Linked DNA regions of Homo sapiens: region 2 is linked to region 1. Evidence: read pairs that join two places in POLR2A ChIA-PET (ENCODE). Cell type or tissue: Caco-2. All regions are shown on one strand. Each heading gives the region's core, and the rest is flanking DNA. Links, peaks and the distances in the headings are about the cores only.

The links. Peaks named below come from ENCODE experiments on the same cell type or tissue, not always from the same donor. Only the 100,000 strongest peaks of a DNase experiment are listed, where the experiment ranks them.
Region 2: POLR2A ChIA-PET joins it to region 1 with 6 read pairs; 4 of 35 experiments call an interaction of 5 or more read pairs at or near these places.

Annotation. Positions count from the first base shown.
Region 1 is chr11:112,187,619-112,204,638 of GRCh38, reverse strand. It overlaps BCO2 (beta-carotene oxygenase 2), which reads right to left. Exons shown (of 12, transcript NM_031938.7): 3 at 10,942-11,165; 4 at 10,645-10,760; 5 at 9,884-9,986; 6 at 4,812-4,940; 7 at 3,866-4,026; 8 at 2,449-2,616. Among named protein-coding and RNA genes, the nearest start is that of BCO2, 21 kb to the right of the region's middle. In Caco-2, for the core only: no CTCF peak of the experiment used is centred there; a DNase peak (open chromatin) is centred at 8,571.
Region 2 is chr11:112,075,551-112,083,498 of GRCh38, reverse strand. It overlaps NKAPD1 (NKAP domain containing 1), which reads right to left. Exons shown (of 6, transcript NM_018195.4): 2 at 7,856-7,932; 3 at 5,184-5,284; 4 at 2,941-3,090; 5 at 1,464-1,517; 6 at 1-1,034. The coding sequence starts at 7,924. The coding sequence ends at 527. Among named protein-coding and RNA genes, the nearest start is that of NKAPD1, 5.2 kb to the right of the region's middle. In Caco-2, for the core only: no CTCF peak of the experiment used is centred there; no DNase peak of the experiment used is centred there.

The DNA of each region.
Region 1 (17,020 bases), core at 6,176-10,175:
TTTACTATTCATTAAGTGGTAGTAGATCATCATAAAGGTCTTCATTCTCATTGTCTTCACATTGAGTAGTCTGAGGGGGAGGAAGAAGAGGGGTTGGTCTTGCTATCTCAGGGGTGGAGAGGTAGAAGAAAATTTGCATATAAGGACCCATGCAGTTCGAATCCATGTTGTTCAGGGTCAACTGTACAACATATGACCCAGCAATCCCTCTCCTGGGTATATACTCAAATGAGATGAAATCACCACCTCATGAAAATAGCTGCATTCTTACGTTCATTGTAGCATTATTCATAACAGTCAAGAAACAGAAACAACCTAAATACCCATTGACAGATGAATGGATAAAGAAAATGTGATATATACACACAATGGAGTATTACTCAATCTTAGAAAAGGAGATCCTGACGTCTGCTACAACATGGATGGACCTGGAAGACATTATGTTAAGTGAAACATCCAGACACAGAAAGAAAAATATTCTATGAGGCAGGGCGCTGTGGCTCACGCCTGTAATCCCAGCACTTTGGGAGGCCAACGCAGGCAGATCACCTGAAGTCAAGAGTTAGAGACCAGCCTGGCCAACATGGTGAAACCTGGTCTCTACTAAAAATACAAAAATTAGCCAGACATGTTGGTATGTGCCTGTAGTCCCAGCTACTCGGGAGGCTGAGGTAGGAGAATCACTTGAACCCGGGAGCAGAGGTTGCAGTAAGCCGAGATCGCGCCACTGCACTCCAGCCTGAGTGGCAGAGTGAGACTCCGTCTCAAAAAAAAAAGAAAAGAAAAAAAAATTGCATGATCTCATTTTTATGTGGAATTTTTTAAAGAAAATCTCAAATACACAGAGAAAGACAATGAAACAGTGGTTACCACCAGAGGGGAGGGGAAGGCAAAGACAAGATGTAGCTCAAAGGATACCAAACAGTAGATATGTAGTATGAACAAGTCTAGAGGTCTAACGTACAAACGTAAGAAATAAAGTTAATAAGATTGTATTCTATCAGAGATTTTTGTTAAACAAGTAGATTTTAACTGCTCTTGTCACACAAAAAAGTAACATGTGAGATGATAGATATGTTAATCTGCCTCACTATACTAACCATTTTAATATTTACATGTATCCCATAACATCATGTTGTAAACCTCAAATATATACAATGAATTTTATTTTTAAAACAAGAACAAAAACAAAACCTGATAAATGGATTCTAAAATTTATAGACATGCAAAAGGCCATGAAAAACCCAGGCAATCTTAAAACAGAAAAGAGATAAACAACCACAGATGTCAAGACCCACCATAAAGCTATAAGTAAGCTTAGTAAGGCATAAGTAAACTTAATAAGTACTATTTTACAAACATTTAAAAAGACAATTATAGCTAAAAAATAAAGCTACAGCTAGAAACAATGTATATTACATAATTCAAGGAAAAACTTTACCTTGGATTCAGCATCAGGAAAAAGTGAATCCCTTCAACTAGGTGGACTGATTGACGGTCTACTTTGCTATTCCTTCTAGCAAACTTTGGTGCTTAAGTGTAATAAGGAAATAAGGAACTATCACATATGCTTTTTTTTTTTTTTTTTGGAGATGGAGTCTTACTGTGTTGCACAGGCTGGGGTGCAGTGGTGCGATCTTGGTTCACTGCAACCTCCACCTCCTGGGTTCAAGTGATACTCCTGCCTGAGGCTCCCAAGTAGCTGGGATTACAGGCACCCACCACCACATCTGGCTAATTTTTGCATTTTTACTAGAGACGAGGTTTCACCATTTTGGTTGTCCAGGCTGGTCTCAAATTCCTGAGCTCAAGTGATCTGCCTGCCTCAGCCTCCCAAACTGCTGGGATTACAAGCGTGAGCCACCGTGCCCAGCCACATATGCTTTTAAACACATATCTTGGCTCTCTTTGCCATGTTTCTTACTTATTAGGTATTAAATAAGCTATTTCAAATTATTTTTAATATTAAATAAATGATGAAGCTGTGTCTTCAATGCTTTAAAACTACTCTCTCTCATTATTTGCCACAAGGAGACAAGAGAAACACGTAATTCCTAGGTCAGGCATGGTGTCTCATGCCTGTAATCCCAAGACTTTGGGAGGCTGAAGCAGTCAGATTACTCGAGGTCAGGAGTTCGAGACAAGTCTGGCCAACATGGTGAAACCCATCTCTACAAAAAAATTAAAAATTAGCAGGGCATGGTGGTGCGTGCCTATAATCCCAGCTACCCGGGAGGCTGAGGCACAAGAATCTCTTGAACCTGGGAGGTAGAGGTTGCAGTGAGCCGAGATCGCACCATTGCACTCCAGCCTGGGTGACACAGCAAGACTCAGTCTCAAAAGAAAAAAGAGAGAGAGAGAGAGAGAGAAACATGTAATTCCAAAGCCAAAGCCAGATCTTGGAGTTCAAAATTATTTTGATGACTCTTGACAAATTCTAATGTTTACCTGATCAAGCCCTTCCCCAGCCTTCCTGAGATTCTGTAACTGGTAAACTTCTAGGGTTCTTCCATTATCTTGACAGCACAAATCAATTATAACACAGCCCTGGTCCTCAAAGGCATTGATTTGATGAAATGTAACAAAAGGTTTGCTGTAGTATCTCCCTGGAAGGAGCTGCAGGGGAAAACACAAACAATGAAAAAAATTTTTTTTAGTTTTCTTCTTTTTCCCTTTCCTTTAGGAAACAGGTCCAAAAAGTTCAAAATAAGAAAATTAGAAAGATTTTCCCCTCTGAAGTGGCAGGTCCAGTATATATAAAAGTAGAATACAGAATGTAGAAGCAAATATGCTTTGATTTAAACATTGCTTGCTTAAGCAATGAACTGGGTCTATTTGATATAGACCAATCAATTGTTATAACGAACTTAAAATCCCTCATGAAATATAGCCCAATGTTTTGAGTGATATGTAAATCTTGGACTCTAACTGCATGGTTAAATAGAAAATATTGCTACTCAGTATACTGATGATAAATTCAAAGACTAATTTTTTTTAAGGTGCAGTCATTACTAAATTTTTTTTTGTAATGAGATCCAGATAGAGTAAATTTAAGATACTATCTCTTTAGAGAGGTAAAAAGTAGGCAAATATAATAGCATTATGAATCAGGAGTATAAAAAGATATTCAATCAACATGCTTAGACTTTAGTAGGATTGTCATAGTCACATATTAAGAAGCCAGAGAATTGGGCCAGACGCAGTGGCTCACGCCTGTAATCCCAGCACTTTGGGAGGCTGAGGCAGGTGGATCACGAGGTCAAGAGATCGAGACCATCCTGGCCAATATGGTGAAACCCTGTCTCTACTAAAAATAGAAAAAAATTAGCTGGGTGTGGTGGCACACACCTGTAGTCCCAGCTACTCGGGAGGCTGAGGCAGGAGACTCACTTGAACCCGGGAGGTGGAGGTTGCAGTGAGCTGAGATCTCCCCACTGCACTCCAGCCTAGTGATAGAGCAAGACTCCATCTAAAAAAAAAATCTCAAAAAAAAAGGAAAAAGAAGCCAGAGAATCAACTAATTAAAGTATTACTGCAAAAATTACAGAAGATTTCTGCACGAACAACACCCTCTTTAGCAACTATTATGATATGGAAAAAGTCCATGCTAAGAGAGTTTCCTGGATGCCATTTTAATTGAATCAGATCATTAAAAAGATAAAATCATTTCCTATAATTCTCTAATATGCAAAATCCATCGTACTAATTAATAAGTAGCTAGCTCAACCTATAGAAGAAGGTAATATCCTTGATTAAAAGTGTCTTATGCACTTTTAACCAGGGAAGATTTTTAAAAAATCAACTATATGGAAATTTGCCTTTGTTTCCAACAATTTTCATGATAAATATACTCAAAATACTCCACCTGTCCAGTGCGTTTTTCCACCACATGAAACCGCGTATTACACTGGGGTTCCCAGCTTATCCCATCTGAAAAGGCCTTTCCCCGAATTTTAGAAGTGGCAATTTTCCACAGGTTCATCTTTAGAGGTTGTTCAATGAAAATTATATAGTTCCTTGTCATTCCTAAAAGGTTCCAGCAAACAATAAAAATGTTATTTGGCAAACTAGAGTTGTCTGAAATGTGCCAGTTATGGGGACTTGTCTGAATGCCTGGACACGTTACTGATGCCCTAAACAAATGCCAGCCAGAAATACATGTTTACTGTCTCCCAGCTTTACTATACGTATTTCCTGTTCCTTTATAAAAAAGGGAACTGCTTAGAATAGCTTGGGTTGCATGTTCTCAGCTTGCTTTTTATCTTTTTTTCCTTTTCTTTTCTTTTTAAATTATTTGGTTTAGGAACAAAGTAAAAAAGTATAGTATTAAAGTGTCCTTTATGATCTTTACATGTATCCTTTAATCCTTTTCCTGCTTATACTGGGGGTAAGAATCTAGAAGCAGTTTGGCTATAATGATTTAAAGTACAGAAAATAAATATTCTGAGTAAAAGCTGAATCAACCTATATAGAATATGAATTTCCCCAAAAAATATAGTCAAGACAACATTTTCATGTATGATTACTATTTGTGGGCTTTAAGGTTGCCTAAAATTTTAAATTATATCAATTAATTTTTTAGTAATTGCTTATACTAAAGCAACTACAGTATATCTTTTCAAGCAGTCAGCTGGCTAGGGTCAGGAGTATGTGACTAAACAGAATAACCTTACCTGGCATCAAAATGCAACCTTGGTCTCATTATCACCATAGCGTGATAAACTATTAACATAACATTTGCCAGACTAGTCCTTCTGCTACAGCAACATCAAGGCAGAGCCCACTGAAATTTGCCTTATCTCTGGACTCACCAAAGCTATGGTAGTAAGAAGGTTTCCCTTTCTCTGTAGAAGCAATAGAACATATCACCTGGACTCCATGGATTGTCTCCCCAAGGTCCACCTTCTCTGGAGGAACCCGAATAACCTTATAGGAGAAACCTGAAAAATGAAAAGTCCTATCTTACCTGTTTTACATATATTCTAGATTAAAAGACAACCCTTGCACTTGTGGACTTGCCAAAAGCAATTAAGAGATTTATGCAATATGTGTGACACTCTTATTTCCTGAAGGGTTATTTCAAACAAAGATCTGGATCTTAAAAATGTTAGCTCTATGAAAATAATTAGCTAACGTTTTGAAACAGACATCCAAAGTGATCAACCAATGATTCATTGTACTATAATGCTAACTTCATCTCTAATTCGTAGGAAACATTAAGATAGCAGCCAAGCACTGTTCACAATAGCAAAGACTTGCAACCAACTCAAATGCCCATCAATGATAGACTGGACAAAGAAAATCTGCCACATATACACTATGGAATACTATGCAGCCATAAAAAAGGATGAGTTCATGTCCTTTGCAGGGACATGGATGACGCTGGAAACCATCATTCTCAGCAAACTAACACAAGGACAGAAAACCAAACACCGCATGTTCTCACTCATAAGTGGGAGTTGAACAATGAGAACACATGGACACTGGGAGGAGAACGTCACACACCAGGGCCTTTCAGGGGGTGGGGAGCTAGGGGAGGGATAGCATTAAGAGAAATACCTAATGTAGATGACAGGTTGATGGATGCAGCAAACCACCATGGCATGTGTATACCTATGTAACAAACCTGCACGTTCTGCACATGTACCCCAGAACTTTAAGTATAATAATAAAAAAGAGCTATTATATAATGAGGTAAGGATTATAATGGACCTGTCTCATATGTATGGTGAATAGACAGGTCATAGAGTTGAAGTTCTTAAACTCAAAAAAAAAAAAAAGATAGCAGCCAGGAATATCCTCAAATTCTGTTCCTTTACTCCCTTCCCCTATTCCAACAACTACAGTCTCCATTTGCACTCATGTCCAACTCCTTCCCTCCAGCCCTCTGGACCCCTAGCTAGGGTCACTCTGGGTTCCATTTCATCCTTTCTCATCAACATTCTTTCATGCAATCATTCATCTGGCTATTGCTTACTGGCTCTTCAAGAATCAACGCAGATATCCACTCCTCAAGTAGTCTTCCCTGACTCCTCCCCACCCCAAAGGCACTTGGTGCCCCTATTGTATGTCCTCATTACATCCTCATAGTCATAGCACATATCTCATTGTATACAATTTTCTGCTTGTTTATCTGCTTTCCAGTACAGTTCTTTATTTATTTATTCTGCAACTACTACTTTTTGAGCACCTACTATATTCCAGACACCATTCTGAGTGTTCTTAGTACTATATTCTAGGCACTTGTATACAGAAATATGCAAAATAGACAAAAATCTCCCCCCTTCCTCCACTGGCTTCTTCTTCATTTTTTTTAGAGACAGGGCCTTGCACTATCACCCAGTCTGGAGTACAGTGGTGTGATCATAGCTCATTGCAGCCTCGAACTCCTGGTCTCAAGCAATCCTCCCACCTCATCTTCCCAAAGTGCTGTGATTACAGGTGTGAGCCACTGTGCTCAGACAAAATCTCTTATTTTGCCTTGTTGTTTTTCTTTTAAATCATATAATAAGTAAAAATACAATGTATCAGATGACAATGAGAACTATAATGGAAAATAAGCCAAGGAATAAGGATCAGGAGTGATCATATGAGGAGTAGGGGCTACTGTTTGCAACTTTAAATATGCTGGTCTGGAAAAGCTTCACTAAGTGGGTCATGTCTGAGTAAAGACCTAAAGGAGGTGAGGAAGAAAGCCTTGAGGATATCTGGGAGAAATGCATTCCAGGTGGAGGGAAGAGCAAATGCAAAAGTTCTCAGCCAGGAGCACGATTGGAGTGTTTAAGTATCAGCTAGGAGGCCAGTGTGGCCCTATCATGACAAGCGAGAAGGAGAGTCTAGGAGGTAAGCTCAGAGAAGTGGGTGTGGGTTAAAAGGATAACTCTGGTAACTCTGGTGTTACAGAGCTGAAAAGAAACTGAAGTGGGGCAAGGGCAGAATCAGGGCAACTAGTTGAGGGGCTATTGCAGTCATTCAAGTGAGAAGGGATAGTGACTCAAAGTAGAGTGGTGGCCATGGAGGTGGTGTGAAGTGGTTGGATTTTTGATATATTTTGAAGGCATTGCTGAAATTACTTCTTTTTTTTTTTTTTTGAGACAGGGTCTTACTCTGTCACTCAGGCTGGAGTGCAGTGGTGCAGTCACGACTCACTGCAGCCTCAACCTTCTGGTCTCAAGTGATCCTCCCACCTCATCCTCCTGAGTAGCTGGGACCACAGGCACATGCCACTATGTCTGGCTAATTTTTGTATTTTTTGTAGAGATGAGGTCTTGCTATATTGTCCAGGCTGGTCTCAACTCGTGAGCTCAAGCAATACACCCGCCTTGGCCTCCCAAAGTGCTGGAATTATAAGCATAAGCCACTGCACCTGACCCTGAAATTACTTTTTGATCAACTGATGTAAGAGATAAATGTAAAGGATGATTCCACAGTTATTGTCCTTAGCAACTGGAAAGATGGAGTTAGTATCTCCTGAGATGGGGAAGACTCATCTTAAGGAGAGAAAGAAATAAGCCAGGCACAATGGTGCATGCCTATAGTCCAGCTGCCTGGGAGGATGTCTTGAGCCCAGGAGTTCAAGTCCAGCCTGAGCGACATAGCAAGACCCCATCTCTAATCGAAGAAAGCAAAAGAAGAAGAAGGAAGAAGAAAGAGCAATGAGGGAGGGAGGGAAAGAAGGGAAGGGAAGGGAAGGGAAGGGAAGGGAAGGGAAGGGAAGGGAAGGAAGGAAAGGAAGGAAAGGAAGGAGAACAAGGAAGAGAGAGAAGGAGGAGGAGGAGGAAAGGAAGGAGAACAAGGAAGAGAGAGAAGGAGGAGGAGGAGGAGGAAAGGAGGAGGTGGTGGTGGTAGTTTAGAGGAAAATATCAGGAGTCTGGTTTTTGACAAGTTAATTTTGTAATGCCTATTAGACATCCTAGGAAGAATGCTGAGTAAGCAATTGGATATAAAATACTTGGGAGGTCTAGGTTGGGGATATAGATATGTTTTGAGAACCCACTACATACAAAACATCATGCTTTGTACAGTGATGAAAGAAATATTAGACAAGCTCTATAGTCCAAGAGTACTCTATTATTGTCTCTAATATTAGTCTGAAGAACATATTTTAAATAAGTATTAAAAACCAACTGGATTGATTAATGTTTACAGGATTTTTACAAATTTTAAAAAGCCTTTTAAAAATATCTAGAAAAGCTAAAACCAAAGCTTTTTACTTCCTAAAGGTAGCAATTACTAGCAAGCATTTTACTGTATTACAATGAGAATCACTAAGTTTCCCCCAAATGTCTATCAAGTAGTCAAGCTCCCTGCAGTTGCCTGCACATTAAGTTCCAGTTCATAAACTTCTCACTGAACCAAATAATCAAGTGAAGAAAAAAAAAAAAGTAGATTCAGTGTTCGTTGGGATTAGGAGAAGATAAAGAGATGAATTTCCTGTCTCAGCAACTGGATTACTCAATTCACGGAATTTAAACACATTAGTTAATGAGCTGTTCTAACTGCAAGTCTTGAAGACATTAGGTAAGACAAACAGACACCCAGGAAACACCCAGCAGAGGAATGTCCAGAAAGATTGGACCTGCCCAATACTGTCAGCTGAACTTTGCAAGACTCTCCAGGAGTTTGTATAAGGAGCAAACTGAGGCAAAGTAACAAGCACAGGCTCTCATGATGGGTGGCTGGGTTAATCGGTGAGATCCAGGGACCACTTGCACCAAGATCACCCAGAGACCATGTTAAAATGCAAATTCTTGGCCCCTTTTCAGTTCTACTAAACCGGAATCCCTGAAGATGAATGAAATCCAGATGATTCTATCTACATTCCAGATTATTGTTAGGCAATTAAAGGTTGAAAATCACAGATCTAGTTACTTTAATTTTAGAATATGTAATTCAGACCAGGCGCAGTGGCTCGCGCCTGAAATCCCAGCACTTTGGGAGACCGAGGCAGACGGATCACTTGAGGTCAGGAGTTCAAGACCAGCCTGACCAACGTGGCTGAAAACCCGTCTCTACTAAAAATACAAAAATTAGCCGGGCATGGTGGCAAGCACCTGTAATCCCAGCTACTCAGGAGACTGAGGCAGGAGAATCACTTGAATCTGGGAGGTGGAGGTTGCAGTGAGCTGAGATCGTGCCACGGCATTCCAGCCTGGGCAAGAGCGAGCCTTTGTAAAAAAAAATAAAAAATAAAAAAAAGTGTAATTGGCCAGGCACAGTGACTCACGCCTGTAATCCCAGCACTTTGGGAGGCCCAGGCGGGCAGATCACGAGGTCAGGAGACCAAGACCATCCCGGCCAACATGGTGAAACCTCGTCTCTACTAAAAACACAAAAATTAGCCAGGCATGGCAGAGGACACCTGCAGTCCCAGCTACTCCAGTGGCTGAGGCAGGAGAATCGCTTGAACCTGGGAGGCAGAGGTTGCAATGAGCGAGATTGCGCCACTGCACTCCTGCCTGGCAACAGAGCAAGACTCCATCTCAAAAAAAAAAAAAAATGTAGTTTAGAATGGTGAAATAGTATTTGTCATATTATGAATGAGTTACAAAGTTATCTACTTGGTTAACAGAGTTAATTTATTATAAAATTGATTTTTTTAATGATCAAGATAAGATAGATAGACCAAAAACTGCTGGGTTCATGGATCCATTTTGCTGAAATATTTTACTTAGAAGGATGTTTGCTGTTTCCTATAACAGCATTGAAGAATCCTCCTTATCTGAGATCAAGTAATAAAGAGGAGAGAGAGCTGGGTGTAGAGGTGTCCAGAGCACCCTCTCTCTACTTGTGCCAGTAAAAAACAAACCTGTAGTATTCATCTTTATATACACACCGTGCCTGGTCTCAATTATTTCTAAAAAGACCTTTATTGCAACTTTACCATATGGCCCAAAGGAGTTCCCCATATTGTATGCTGTTCCATCCAGGTCATAATGAGGATGTGCAGTTGCTCCATTCACAGCAATAAATTTGCTCCAATCTACCTGCAAATTTGAGACCACTGGAGATTTTTAATGGGCAGATCTCTATTCACATGCATAAATAGTAGAAATATCTAATGTTTTTAAAAATATGATAAGAAAACTGCAATGTAAGCCCTAATTTCTTGCCTCTGAGAAATAAAAATTATTTTTCCCACTAAAAAAAAGAAATCAAGATTAAAACAACAAACAAAAACACATCACCACTACTAACAACAAAACCACCCTGAATAAATTTGCCTAATATCACAGGAAAATTCAAAAGAAGCATAAGAATTAAAATTAAAAATCTAGTCTAAAATTTTCTTTTTAATTAACATGTTATGTGAAGGAAATACAGGTATAGACAACCTCCAGTCCAATACTAACCATAGCTAGGAAGAACACCCCAACTAGCCAAAGTAGATCAGTACTCTTCTATTTCTCCTTTACCCTAGCCTTCAGATATTAGGACTAAGGAAGGAGTTTAGAATTATATTTAAGGAAAACCAACCCAGAGGCCATCAGGCCAGAGAGTAAAGGTGACCTGCATCATGAATAACTTTCTTTTTGTGTAGTTAAGGCTTCAATTTCTTCTTGATATATACTACTCTAAAAAGTATTTCAAATGGAAAGAAATGTTAGGATCTATTTTATTCATTTTTTTTTACCTGTACTTTACCTTTTCTGTTTTTTCCAGAGTTTCAATGTCCACTTTATTCATAAAGTTGGTCTCAGTGCAGAGGTAGTAATCACCCTTGTACCGCACATAGTTGACATTAGTATTGTCAGTCATGGCTGAAACCAAACCCTAGAGTTATTTAAGTACCACAGCTTACTGTAGACGACGCTAAGCACACACTCAAAGGGAGAAAGCAGTTTCAACATCCTCTCACATACACAAAAAAATCTATTTTCAAGATTTATGTTTGTATAGATGGTTATATATCGTAATAGTTTAAATAATCATCACTATCACCTGCAGCTTTACCAGGCAGCTCAAACCTGGACATGAAACGTTCAAAAACATTCTTGCATGGATCCGGGAGAGCCAGTGTGCCAAATTCTGAGATCACAATTCGGTTTTTAGCACTGTTGGCCTTATATGTATCACTCTGTAGAAACTTGCTCCTGTATGTCACTGTGCCCTTTGCCATTCTGAACTGGTGAAGCAGCGCCATCCCATCAAACCAATGATTGTACCTTCAAACAGGAGAAAATAAATAAATATCAGTAAGAAAACATGAGATAAAAATGAGGGACAGAGTGATAGATCTTCATTTCAAATATAAAGATAAGGAAATGGGACAGGTTCCCAGCACAACCTGATTAGTCAGAGAACTTGAAATTGTGGGAGGAGAGCATTTTGGGTATATCCTAGGTATAAAAGGAAAGAATAGGCTGGGCGCGGTGGCTCACGCCTGTAATCCCAGCACTTTGGGAGGCCGAGGTGGGTGGATCACGAGGTCAGGAGATCAAGACCGTCCTGGCTAACGTGGTGAAATCCCATCTCTACTAAAAAATACAAAAAATTAACTGGGCATGGTGGCATGCGCCTGTAGTCCCAGCTACTTGGGAGGCTAAGGCAGGAGAATGGCGTGAACCTGGGAGGCGGAGATTGCAGTGAGCCGAGATCGCGCCACTGCACTTCAGCCTGGGCGACAGAGGGAGACTCTATCTCAAAAAAAAAAAAAAAAAGAATAATTTACATTCTCCTGACCCTTACCCCTGTCAAAAAAAAAAAAAAAAAACCTCACATTTTAGAAAACCCCTATTGTGGTGAATCCTAAGAAAATTCTAATCTTTACTCCACAGCTAAGATAATAGCATGAGAGGATATGGGATGGCTGATGTTTAACAAATCAGAATGAGCTCCAGGCCGGGCACAGTGGCTCACACCTGTAATCCCAGCAATTTAGGAGGCTGAGGCAGGTGGATTGCTTGAGACCAGCCTGGGCAACATGGCAAAACCCCGTCTCATTAAAAAAAAAAAAAAAAAGAAAGAAAGAAAAAGAACAAGTTCCTAAGCTTTTAGAAATAGTTATCTTCATATCTTATATGTATTAAAGTTTCCATTTACTTTACAATTTTTCAGCTTTATCAAGATTATGCTAAAGTAGACAAATAAGATAACTGTCCTTCCTAGATAATCATTTTTGTCCATATGATTACACTAGAAATGATCTACTTAAATAGTTAAACATTGAAAACTGTAAGGAAAAGTTTGTGGCTTCGCTTTTTAAATGGTTTATTATATGGTCTCTTCTTTCATATGCTTAACACATTGATTAACTGATTAACACATGTTAATCAGTTTAATTATTGGGTTCAGCTGAAGACCCTAAGAGGTAAGAGGGGAAATTTTGCCTCCCCAAACATATACTGGAATATTACTTATCCTTTAAAACAAAGGAAATCCTGTCACATGTTACAACATGAATGAACCATTGAGGACATTATGCGATATGAAATATGCCAGTCGTAAAAAGACAAATGCTGTATGATTCCACTTGTTAATCCACTTATATAAGGTATTTAAAGTAGTCAAGTTCATAAAAACAGAAAGTAGAATGGTGGTTAACAGGAGGAAGCAGGAAGGAGAAATAAAGAGTTGTTGCTTAATGAGTATAGAGATTCAATTTCACAAAATGAAAAAGTTCTAAAGATCTGTTTCATGACGAGATGAATATACTTAACACTACTTAACTGTTGTCTTAAAAATGGTTAGGATGGTAAATTTTATGTTATATGTATTTTACCAGAATTTTTTAAATTGCAGGAAAGAAAAAAGAAAAAGTCCTTCTTTAACCCAATGATTTGAGATGCCACTATTATCAGATACCTAAATTTCCCTAAGTTCCTGGGTTTACTTCTGGTCTTTCTATTCTATGTCATTCATCTATTGGTCTATTCTTGCACCAATATCACAATGTTTTAATTGTAAAGGTGTTATGGTGTATTTTAATATCTGGTAGGGCTAGTTGCTCCCTCTGAAAAAAAATTTATTGTTTTCTTGTCAATTCTTACATATTTATTGTGCTATATGAACTTTAGTATCAATTGGTCCAACTTTCTTAAACAGCTTGTTGGAATTTTTATTAAGATTGTATTAGATTTATAAATTGATTCAGGAGAACTGGGACATCTCTATGATGTTGAATCACTCTATTCAAGAACAGGGGATGGTCTTTACATTTGTTTGAATTTGTCTTCCAAGGGTGTTTTAAAGTTTGCATATTTCTAAATTCATTGCTAAGTATTTAATCTTCTTTGTTGCAATTGTAAATGAAGTTTCCCTACCATTATGTTCTCTGATTATTGTTTGCATATATGAAGGATATTATTTCAGTGTGTTAATTTTACATCCTATGACCTTACCTTTTATTGTTAAATTTAGTTTTATCATTGATCCTCTATGGTTTTCCAGGATTAATACATTATAGTAATATGATATAATAGTAATATTATATCATTTGCATAAAGAGATAATTTTACTTTACTAGTCCTTGTGTCTCTGGTCAATGTCTTTCATCTAATTGCATTGCTTACATCTGGTACAATGTTGAACAGTAGTGAAGATACTGACCATCCCTTCCTGTTTCTGGACTTGAAGAAAATACTGGTATATTTTCCAATGTAGTATTACTGCTTGTAGCACCAAGATATAATAGATAGAGATACATAAGATATTTATAATATATATTATATACATATACCAAGAGATATATATTAAGAAATACATGCATATAAAATCATATTTAGCAACTATCCAACAAATCCTACAAATCCTATTTTCTTTTCTTTTTTTTTTTTTTTTTTTGAGACAGAGTCTCACTCTGTCGCCCCAGGCTGGAGTGCAGTGGCACGATCTCAGCTCACTGCAACCTCTGCCTCCCGGGTTCAAGCAATTCTCCTGCCTCAGCCTCCTGAGTAGCTGGGATCACAGGCACGTGCCACCACACCCAGCTAATTTTTTGTATTTTTAGTAGATACGGGGTTTCACCATGTTAGCCAGGATGGTCTCGATCTCCTGACCTTGTGATCCACCCACCTCGGCCTCCCAAAGTACTGGGATTACAGGCGTGAGCCACTGCGCCCAGCCAAACCCTATTTTCTTAAGCAATTTTTAGGAAGAATGGATGTTAAATTTTCACAAAAGCTTTTTCAACATCTATGGAGATAATTCTGTGATTATTTTTCCTGGAACTTACTAATATGGCGTATTTGTATTGTATTAATGAATTTACTAATAATAAGCCTAACTTGTATTCTTGAAATTAATCCCACCTGATCAAAGTTAATTTTATTTTTTAATGTGGTATTGAATTCTGTTTCTTAACAAAATATTTATTAGTGTTATATTAGTATTATATATTTTGTACTTCTTTTTTAAGAGACAGGGTCTTGTTCTGTGGTCCAGGATGGAGTGCAGTGGCACTGTCATAGCTCACTGCATCCTCAATTCTGGGCTGAAGTGATCCTCCTGCCTCAGCCTCCCAAGTAGCTGGGACTACAGGGACACGCCCCCACACTTGGCTACTTTTTAATTTTTTTGTAAAGATGGAGTCTCACTATGTTGCCCAGGCTAATCTCAAGCTCCTGGCCTCAAGAAATCCTCCTGCCTCAGCATCCCAAAGTGCTGGGATTACAGGTGTCAGCCACGATATTTGGCCTATTTTGTACTTTATCGTGGATATTCGTAAATAATATTAGTCTGCAGTTTACTTTTTTCCATGATCTTTGTCATATTTAGATATTAATATGATGCTTCCTTTATAAAAACAATAGGGAAGTTTCCTTCATTTTTGATGCTCTGAAATAATTTATAAAGTATTGGGACTATCTCACATTTGAAGGTTTGGTAGAATTCATCTGTGAAATAATCTGGGCCTGGTAATTTTTTTGAGAAACATTTCCTTAATAAGGTTCCTATTTCTTCTAAAGAAACTGGTCTACTTAAAACTTCCCTCTCTGAGGCCAGGTGCTGTGGCTTACGCCTGTAATCCCAGCACTTTGGGAGGCCGAGGCAGGCGGATCACAAGGTCAGGAGATCAAGACCATCCTGGTTAACACGGTGAAACCCCTACTAAAAATACAAAAAAATTTAACCAGGCGTGGTGGCAGGTGCCTGTAGTCCCAGCTACTTGGGAGGCTGACACAGGAGAATGGCATGAACCCGGGAGGTGGAGCTTGCAGTGAGCCGAGATCGTGCCACTGCACTCCAACCTGGGCGACAGAGTGAGACTCTGTCTCAAAAAAAAAAAAAAAAAAATTTCCTTTTCTATCAATTTTGTTTAATTCTTTTTTATTTTTATTTTTGTAGAGACAAGGTCTGGCTAGGCTGCCCAGACTGGTCTCGAACTCCTTTCCTCAAGCAATCCTCCTGCCTCACCCTCCCAAAGTGCTGAGGTTATCCTGCCTTGAGCTCCCAAAGTGCTGGGATTACAGGCATGAGCCACCACACCTGGCCTCCATCAATTTTGGTAATCTGCTTTCCCTATAGAATTATCCATTTTATCAAGGCTTTCAAATGTATTTGCATAAAGGCCTTCAAAGTCTCTTGTAATTAATTTTTTTCTGCTTCAATTATTTCTTCTCCATTGTCATTTCATACTTTGTATGTTTGTGCCTTTTCCTTTTTTCTTCTTGACCATGTTAACTAATGGTTTGTCTACTTTGGTAGTATTTTTCAAAAAAACTTACAATAATTTCAAGAATTTTTGCTACTTAATATATTTCACCTTGTTAGATTGTGTCTCAAGAGATCCTGTCATTCCATGCATTCATTTATTCAAGTCAACATCTTCTTGAGTCCCTACTATCTGCCAGGCATTGTGCCAAGGTCAGCACTTACAGGCACATAAATAATGGATACAAAGTGATTGCTGCTACAAGGGAGAAACTTTAAAAAAAAAAAAAGCTATTTATGCAGAGAAGGAGCAATAGGATGGAAAGCTGGGGGAATCAGGGAAAGGTCAAGAGGGAAGGAGACATTTGGCTGGTTCTTTACGGATGTCTGCCAATTGCAGAGAGGACAAGGGCAGAGATGATGGAAGGAGGAAGGGTCAGAAGACATATAGTATCTTAGAGGAACAGCCAGTTGAGGGGGTAGCATGTGGGCGGAGCAGGTGATAATGTTGGAGAAACAGGTCTGCCCACGACCACCAGCACTTAGACTAAGGCTTAATGACCTTCAACAGGAAAGTGTGAAGTTGTGAAACAGGAGAGTGAAACTGTGTGACCGGCATCCTGGAATACAAAGAACAGCATACAGATTGAAGAAGCCAACGAGGAGCCCAGGCAATAATTCAAGCAAGAGAAGATAAGCACCTAAACTGAAGCAGCACCAGTGAGCAAAGGACAAACTCCAGAAACAAGTCAGAGATGACTGATAGGATGTAGACAGCGACAAAGAGAGGGTCCAAAATGTTGGACCTGAATGACTGGCTGGCTGGTGATGCTTTAACTGGGATGGAGAAGACATGAAGAACAAGCACTGGGAAAAGTCAATGGCTCGGTTTTGAGAGAGTCTGAACTATTTGTAGAACACCAGAGTATAGATGTTCCACAGCCAGTTGGCAAAACACAGGTCTAGAGCCCAAGAGCTGGGGGCGGGGTGGGAGATCCATGTTTGAGAGTATCTAGATAAGTTTGCCAGTGAGATAAGTGCCATCTACCAAGCACTTACTACATGCCAGGTATTGTGCTAAGCACTTTGCTACATCCCTTATACATATATTTTCCCTTCACATTGACCCTGCGAGGAAATATTTTTCCCATTTTACAGATGTGGAAACCAAGGTTCAGAGGAATATGCCCACAGTTGCAGGGCTGCTCAGTGACAGAACAAGGGTTTGAATTCAGTGATGACGCTAAATCCTGGGCTCTACAGCATCCCAAAAGGTAAGGTGAGCTCTAAGAGTTATTTGGCAGATGAGGAAATGGGAGGGATCGTGATGCATCAAAGTTTCAGAGAAGAGGAAAAGAGCTGCGTCCTCTGATCAGAAGTGTGGGGAAGTGCGGAGGTGGGAAGAGGGAAGCTGAAGGAGTTCAAATGC
Region 2 (7,948 bases), core at 6-4,005, 110 kb after region 1:
TCCTGATTAAGTAAACCGGACCACACCTGTGGGGTCAAAATATAGAAGGATCAAAGCACCAAGGCTAAAGACAAGTTAGTTGTGACACCTGCTATATAAACAGAGAGCAATACAGTGTTGCCTTGTCATACCATCCTACATGGCATTAGTTCCAATCCACCTCTTGATCCCAGCCCTTGACTTCCCCAAATTCAATATTCCGATTGGTGTACCCAGGTCACTATTGGATCCAGCTTTCTGGGTCCTTTAATTTGCTGTATATGCACTCTACACTAAACGTAATTAATTGCAAAAAAAAATAATCTCTTCAAGAAACCTTCATAACAAAATACCAGATTCCCTTTTAACAAGAAAAGGGGATCAAGCTTAACGCCAAAATAGAAGACAAGACGTCTGTCAGAACATACAGATGGCACAAGACAGCTCTGACCTCAGGCCCCGTGCTGAACAAGAGTCACTGGCAAAACCACAAGGAGTAAGAACTGTAAATATCCACAGTCATGTGGAAAACAAAAGTGTTTCCCATTTAGTCATCCTCTGAGCTCTCAGCAGACCTTTCATCTGTAGCTACTTTCCAATTTGTGCGTTTGTTTGTCCTCTCCTGTATTTCATTGTTGGCTACAGAGGTATGGGCTTTTTTCTCTCTCTTTTTCCTTTTGGTTTTCTTAGTGTCTCTTTCCTCACTTTCCTCAGAACTGCTGGATGCTGAATCATCTGAATGTGAAGTGTTACTTTCTGCCTCTAAGAATAAAGCAGGTTTTTTGAGAGACTTTTTCCTGGATTTTTTCTTGCGTTTATGTGGTTGTTTCCCTTTCCTTGTACCAGAAGCCCCAGTTTCTTCTGAGAACTCACTCGAGGAATCTGCTGTTATATCTGTGGCTTCCTTTTTGCTTTTCTTCTGTTTTTTGTGTGACCTTTTTTTCTGCTTTTTTTTGTGGGATTTCTTTGACTTCTTGTGTTTGCGGGATTCATGGGTAGATGACTTTACCTGGGGAGATGTTTTCTTCCCGTTGGTAATATCTTGCTGATCACTACTAATAAGAAAAGTTAAAAAATAGAAGCTTTTATGTAAAAAAAAAGCGTATTATTTTAATATTTTGCATTCTAGATTAAAAAATTGAGGTTAACATCTGAATTTTAAATAAGCACTTTAATGTATACTTTAACACTTTAATATTCTCATTGAGTTTTTGTTTCCTCATCTTTAAAATGAAGGTAAAAATTCTAAGCTGCCATACTGAGTTACTGTATGGAATACTATATATAAAAACCAAAATGCTTACAGACATGCCAAACATCAACCAGAGAATGGGAAAACAGGGATCACCTCCTAACTAAATCACCTATTGTTTCTCTAGCTACATTTTTGATGGCAAGTATATTCTTCGTAAAAGTTAAGAAATCAATTTATAATACAGATTTTGTACCATCTTAGTTTCTTTCAGTAAGCCTATTTTCCTTACCTGTCTGTTTCAAATTCTTCAGGGTATAACTCTTTATAACCACTGTGACCCCATCTGTAATATGACACATCACATGTATTGTTAAAGCAATGCATACATTTTTGGAAATTAAAGCAACATTAGAAAGACTTTGGAGTACATGCATACACAAACATAAACACAAAGTAGAGATATGGTAGAACCAAGCCCCCATTATAGCTCAGTAACAGCTACATTTCCTGTACTGTACACTATCACTTCAGACATACAAGATTATTTTGTCCATTTGTAAGAGAACTTGCCATTGCTTTCCTTAAGAAACACTAACGAACTCTTACACTCTGCTCTTTAGCTATGAAGCACTTTTCCAAAAACACTTCATAATATCATGCTGTCTACATGGGGACAATTTTTTTTTTTTTTTTTGAGATGGAGTCTCACTCTTGCCCAGGCTGGAGTGCAGTGGCGTGATCTCAGCTCACTGCAACCTCCGCCTCCCGATTTCAAGTGATTCTCCTGCCTTAGCCTCCCGAGTAGCTGGGACTACAGGCACATGCTACCATGCCTGGCTAATTTTTGTATTTTTAGTAGAGATGGGGTTTCATTATGTTGGCCAGGCTGGTCTCAAACTCCTGACCTCATGGATCTGCCCGCTTTGGCCTCCCAAAGTGCTGGGATTACAAGCATGAGCCACCGCGCCCAGCCTTATTATTATTTTTTTCTTTTTTTCTTGAGACAGAGTCTCACTCAGTTGCCAGGCTGGAGTGCAGTGGTGCAATCTCGGCTCAACTGCAACCTCCACCTCCTGGGTTCAAGTGATTCTCCTGCCTCAGCCTCCCGAGTAGCTGGGACTACAGGCGCATGCCACCACGCCCGGCTAATTTTTGTATTTTTAGTAGAGCTGGGGTTTCACCATGTTGGCTAGGATGGTCTCAATCTCTTGACCTCGTGATCCGCCCGCCTCGGCCTCCCAAAGTACTGGGATTACAGGCATGAGCCACAGCACCTGGCCTATTTTTTTTAAATAACAACTTTATTGAAGTATAATTCACATATCATGGCATTCAAAGTGTAGTGCCTCCAGCCCAGGGCAATCACTAATCTGCCTTCTGTCTCTATGGAATTGCCTACCACATAAATGGAATCATACAGTTATGTATGGACATAGTACATAAATAGAATCATACAATATGCGGTCTTTCGTGACTTGGCTTCTTCCTTCTCACTTAGCATGATGTTTTCAAGGCCACGTTGTAACATGTATCTGTACTTCATTTCTTTTACTGCCAAATAATATTCCATTGTATGGATATATCGCATTTTGTTTACCCATTCATCAGTTGACAGACATTTGGATTACTTGGCCATTATTTTTTGGGGCCATTATTAATAATGCTGGTATGAACTTTTGTACACAAGTTTTTTGTGGGGACAATTAATTTTGATAAGTACACGTTCTCAGGCCAAATATTAATGCTCACAGGAATTAATCACAAACCTGTCTGGCATGTTTGCTTCATAATCATAGAACTTTTTATTCCAGGATTTAGCCTTAAGAAAATCATCTTCCAGTGTCCCAGAAATTTCATTCTTTGGCCTCCAATAGTATCTTTGACTTTCTTCATCAAAACCATCACTGCGCATCCGGCTAAAAGAGAAAGCAGAAGAACTTTTAGATGTAAAAGCAATCTGTGAGTTTACTTTATGGAACATCATGCACAAAACTCATGGAACAAGCTGAGGGGGAAGGAAACAACATGATACTGTTTAAAAAAAAAAAAAAAAAAGGCAAAGACATTATCTGCTCCTCTCTATACATTTGTGAAGTCCAGTGGAAGAAATCTGACCAGGCCTAGTGCAGTAGCTCATGCCTGTAATCCCAGCACTTTGATTATCTGTTCCTCTGTACATTTGTAAAGTCCAGTGGAAAAAAATCTGACCAGGCCAGGTGCAGTGGCTCATGCCTGTAATCCCAGCACTTTGGGAGGCCGGGGCGAGTGGATCACTTGGGGTCAGGAGTTCAAGACCAGCCTGGGGGACATGGTGAAACCCTGTCTCTGCTAAAAATACAAAAAAAGTAGTTAGGTGTGGTGGCACACGCCTATAGTCCCAGCTACTTGGAAGGCTGAGGCAGGAAAATTGCCTGAACCCGGGGAGGCAGAGGTTGCAGTGAGCCCAGATCATGCCATTGTACTCCAGCCTGGGCAACAGAGTGAGACTCCGTCTCAGGAAAAAAAAAAAAGAAAAAAAGAAAAAAATCTGACCATTAGTACCCATCCTATTGCAAAGCATAGAGAGATGAAATCAACTCTGGACTATGTCATGTGATAGTTCACTCGCTGATTCTCAACTAGGAGGGCATGCAAAGAGGGAAGCAGAACATAATCATAGCAAGGGACACTTCAAACTACCCTAGAGATTCTGAAATACACTTCCCTCTGTGCAAACCAGCAACTTACTATAGAGAGGTCCCAATAACAGTGGGAACAAGGTCTAACCCATGGGAATACTGGAGTAGGAAAAAAGTTGAGAACCACTGATCCAGCTTCTGTTTACCATTTCTACTAACTAGCCAGTAAGCTGCTAATCGGTTATCAAAAATTTTTAAGGGGCCAGGTCCAGTGGCTCACGCCTGTAATCCCAGCACTTTGGGAGGCCGAGGTGGGTGGATCACTTTGAGCTCAGGAGTTCAAGACCAGCCTGGCCAACATGGTGAAACCCTGTCTCTACTAAAAATACAAAAATTAGCCAGGCGTGGTGGCAGGTGCCTGTAATCCCAGCTGATTGGGAGGCTGAGGCAGAAGAATTGGCTGAATCCAGGAGGCGGAGGTTGCAGTGAGCCAAGACCACACCATTGCACTCCAGCCTGGGTAACAAAAGCGAAACTCCATCTCAAAAAAAAAAAAAAAAAAAAATTGTAAGGGCCTCCTATGTACCAGGTACTGGTCTAGCTGGCAGGAATATAGCAGCAAATGAGAAAATCACAAGCCCTGCTCCTAAAGAGTTTAAGTATTTCTTATATATGTAGCTCTTACACTTACAAGCGTGTAAGGATCTTCCCAATTATTCAAGCATTCCTAGGCCTCTCCACAAGGAAGATAACTAAGCCTGCATAATCCTTCATATTTACACTCAAGCTATTAAGGTAATGTGAAAAGGCTGTTGATCTGGTGAAGAGGGTGAATAGACAGGGTGAAGAAAAGTCTGAGGCCAGGCAAGTGGCTCATGCTTATAATCCCAACACTGGGAGGTTGAGGTGGGAGGACTGCGTGAGCCCAGGATTCTATACCAGCCTGGGGAACACAGCAAGACACCACCTCTACAAAAAAAAAGTAGCTAGGCATAGTGGCATGCACCTGCAGTTCCAGCTACAAAAAGAAAAGCCTGAAAGAATGAAAGATTAATAGAGAATAGAATGACTGATCAGCTTAGTGACCACAAGATTCCAGTATAAAATCTTCAGTTAAAAGCTATCAGGTAAGGTTAGAATCCACAGAACCCTACACATTCATAATTGTTCAGGTAGAATTTTTTAACTCTCCATTGTAAATAAGTACAAAGAGCAGGGCCATATGCGTCACAGCCATTATCTTTATGCCTGGGTCTAGATTTACGAAAGAAGGAAGGCTTAAGGACTCACAGAACTGAATTTATCCTTAATATACCAAAGTATTTTTAAACAAAAGTTGATGATTCTGAAAAAGATGAGAATTATTTTAGTTCTCAGAGCTGCAACTTCACCTTGAACTGCTGGGTAGCATTTTCCTTTTGGTCCCCCGGTAAGCATCTTCCATCTGTTTTTCCAGTTCTCTTATTTTCCACATATCTGATTCCTCCTGAATCTAGAATTTTTAAAAAGGAAATAAAAATAAGTTACTAAAAATAACTTTACATTACAGAAAAGTAACTAACTGGCCGGGCACAGTGGCTCACACCTGTAATCCCAGCACTTTGGGAGGCCAAAGCAGGCAGATCATGAGGTCAAGAGTTTGACACCAGCCTGACCAACATGGTGAAACCCCGTCTCTAATAAAAATACAAAAATTAGCCGGGCGTGGTAGCATGCACCTGTAATCCCAGCTACTCAGGAGGCTGAGGCAGGAGAATCGCTTGAACCCTGGAGGCAGAGGTTGCAGTGAGCCGAGATTGCACCACTGCACTCCAGCCTGGGCGATGGAGTGAGACTCTGTATCAACAAAAAAAGAAAAAAAAAAAAAAGCAACTAACTGAAAATACAATCTGACTAATTATTGGGCTACAGACTGGGCTATGATCAGGAACCTGGAAAACAAATTGGTTTCTCTAGAAAGTGGCTGAACAGTCCAATCCAGTAAATCTCAAATATGTGGAAATCTTCCCCAATAGAATTTTTAAACCGCTGCACAGACAAACATCACCTTATCAATCTTGCAATTATGCTGCGATTAGCAAATGATAATGCCACATTTCCAAAATGCAATATGATTTTAATTATATCATCTCAATTGAACCTTAAGCAATCTCATGAGGAAAATATAGCAGCTACCATTATTACATTTTACTGTAAAGAAACAAAAGCTCAGAGATTTTAACAAAGTCAAAAAACTAGTAAGGACAGGTCTTTAAACTCCCTAAGCTAAATCTCTTCTGGTAATATTATAATTTTTGTCAAAAATAAAATAAAATAAAATAATCAGTATGGCTGCTAGGGAATTTCTTGAAAAGCAGAATGTGATTACCCAAAGAACACATTTTATTTCTAAGTCTTCCTGCATAATTTCATTAGATCTGTGCTAGATTTATCTTTTTCTAGCTACCATTTTAAATCTAAGCTTACTATATAACTAGGGGCAGGTTAACATAATTGCATAGGCAGCTCGGGTAACAGTTTTACCCTCGCCCATAATTTTAAAAATCAGGTGATATGATAATAATAATATGATCAAACCAAAAGTAGTACAGTTTACTGAAGAAAACTAAACCAGGGGCCTTGGCCCTCTTTTCATTATATGTGCTCTCCTAGGTGACCTCATCTACTCTCATGACCTCTTATCATCAACCTATACATCAATAATCCCGAAACCTTTATGTCCAGCCCCAACTTTTCTCCTCTACTCCAAGTCTGAATTTTCAACTGCTTGGACATCCTATAAGCACCTCACCATCAACATGTTGAAAACCAAACTAATTACCTTTCCTATCATAATTGTCCCATTTTTTGTTCTTTATCTCAATTAACAGAATTGTCATCATCTACCCAGTCACATAGGTGGTTACACAGTTGACCTTGAACAACAGGAATCTCAACTGTGCAGGTCCACTTATCCTCAGATTTTCTTCCACCTCTGCCACCTGTAAGATAGCAAAACAAGTCCCTCTTCTTCCTCCTCAGCCTACTCAATGTGATTTTCTTAATGAAATGTTGTTTTCTCTAGCTACTTTACTATAAGAATACAGTATATAATACATGTAACATAAAAAATATGTGTTAATCCACTGTTTATGGTATCGCTATGGCTTTCAGTCAGTAGTAGGCTATTGGCACTTACATTTTGAGGGAGTAAAAAGTTATACATGGATTTTCGACTATGCAGGGGGTTGATGCCCCTAGCCCCTGCATTGTTCAAGGGTCAACTGAATTAGATTCCATTCTTATCATTATAATCTAATTAGCCACCAACTTCTTTGGATTCTATCTCCTAAATTCCTCTTCTTCATCCCTGCTGTCACTAATTTCATGCGAACCCTCATCATCTCTCACCTGTAATACTGCAATTGCCTCCTAATTACTCTCCCTTCTGTATCTCCCCATCTGATTCATTCCCTACCCAGCTGACAAACCATCTTTCTAAAATATAACTATGATCATGCCACACCCTGTTTAAAAACATTTGATGGCTTCTTTATTGCCTAGAGGAAGAAGTCTCAGCTCCAAACATCACAATCCAACTCTAATTACCACTGAGGCCTTATCTTCTGCCACTATCCCCTACCTTCCCTGCTTTCTGGATAAATTTCTTGCCATGCCCCAAGTGATTAATGCTCTTTCTCGTTGCCATATTAATGCATGATGCTGTCTATCCAGAATGATATTTCATACCTGGTAAACGTATACCTATTCAAGAACCAGTTCAAAGATCAGCAGCTGAAATACCACTAATTCTGTAAAATCTTTTCTAATTCCCCAGTGTAGATTTTATTATTTCCTCCTTAGTGCTCCAAAGCACTTTGCAAATATCTCTGTTATACAGTACTTATCAAACTGTATTATAATTATCTATTTTATTCATCATTTTATTTCCTACTGTGTACGGAAGCTTCCAAAAACTAGATGACAAGAATATTCTTTGTATCTCCCAGTTGTTCCAAAATAATGCTTGGCACACTGCTTGCCTTCAGTAAGCGTTGAGGAGTAACTAGGTTGTACCTCCCACCTTATTGTGAGCATCTGTGTGCCGGATGACATTCCTCAGGAGGACCTTCCCCAGTGGAATCCGGGACATTCTTCAATCTGAAATGAATCAACA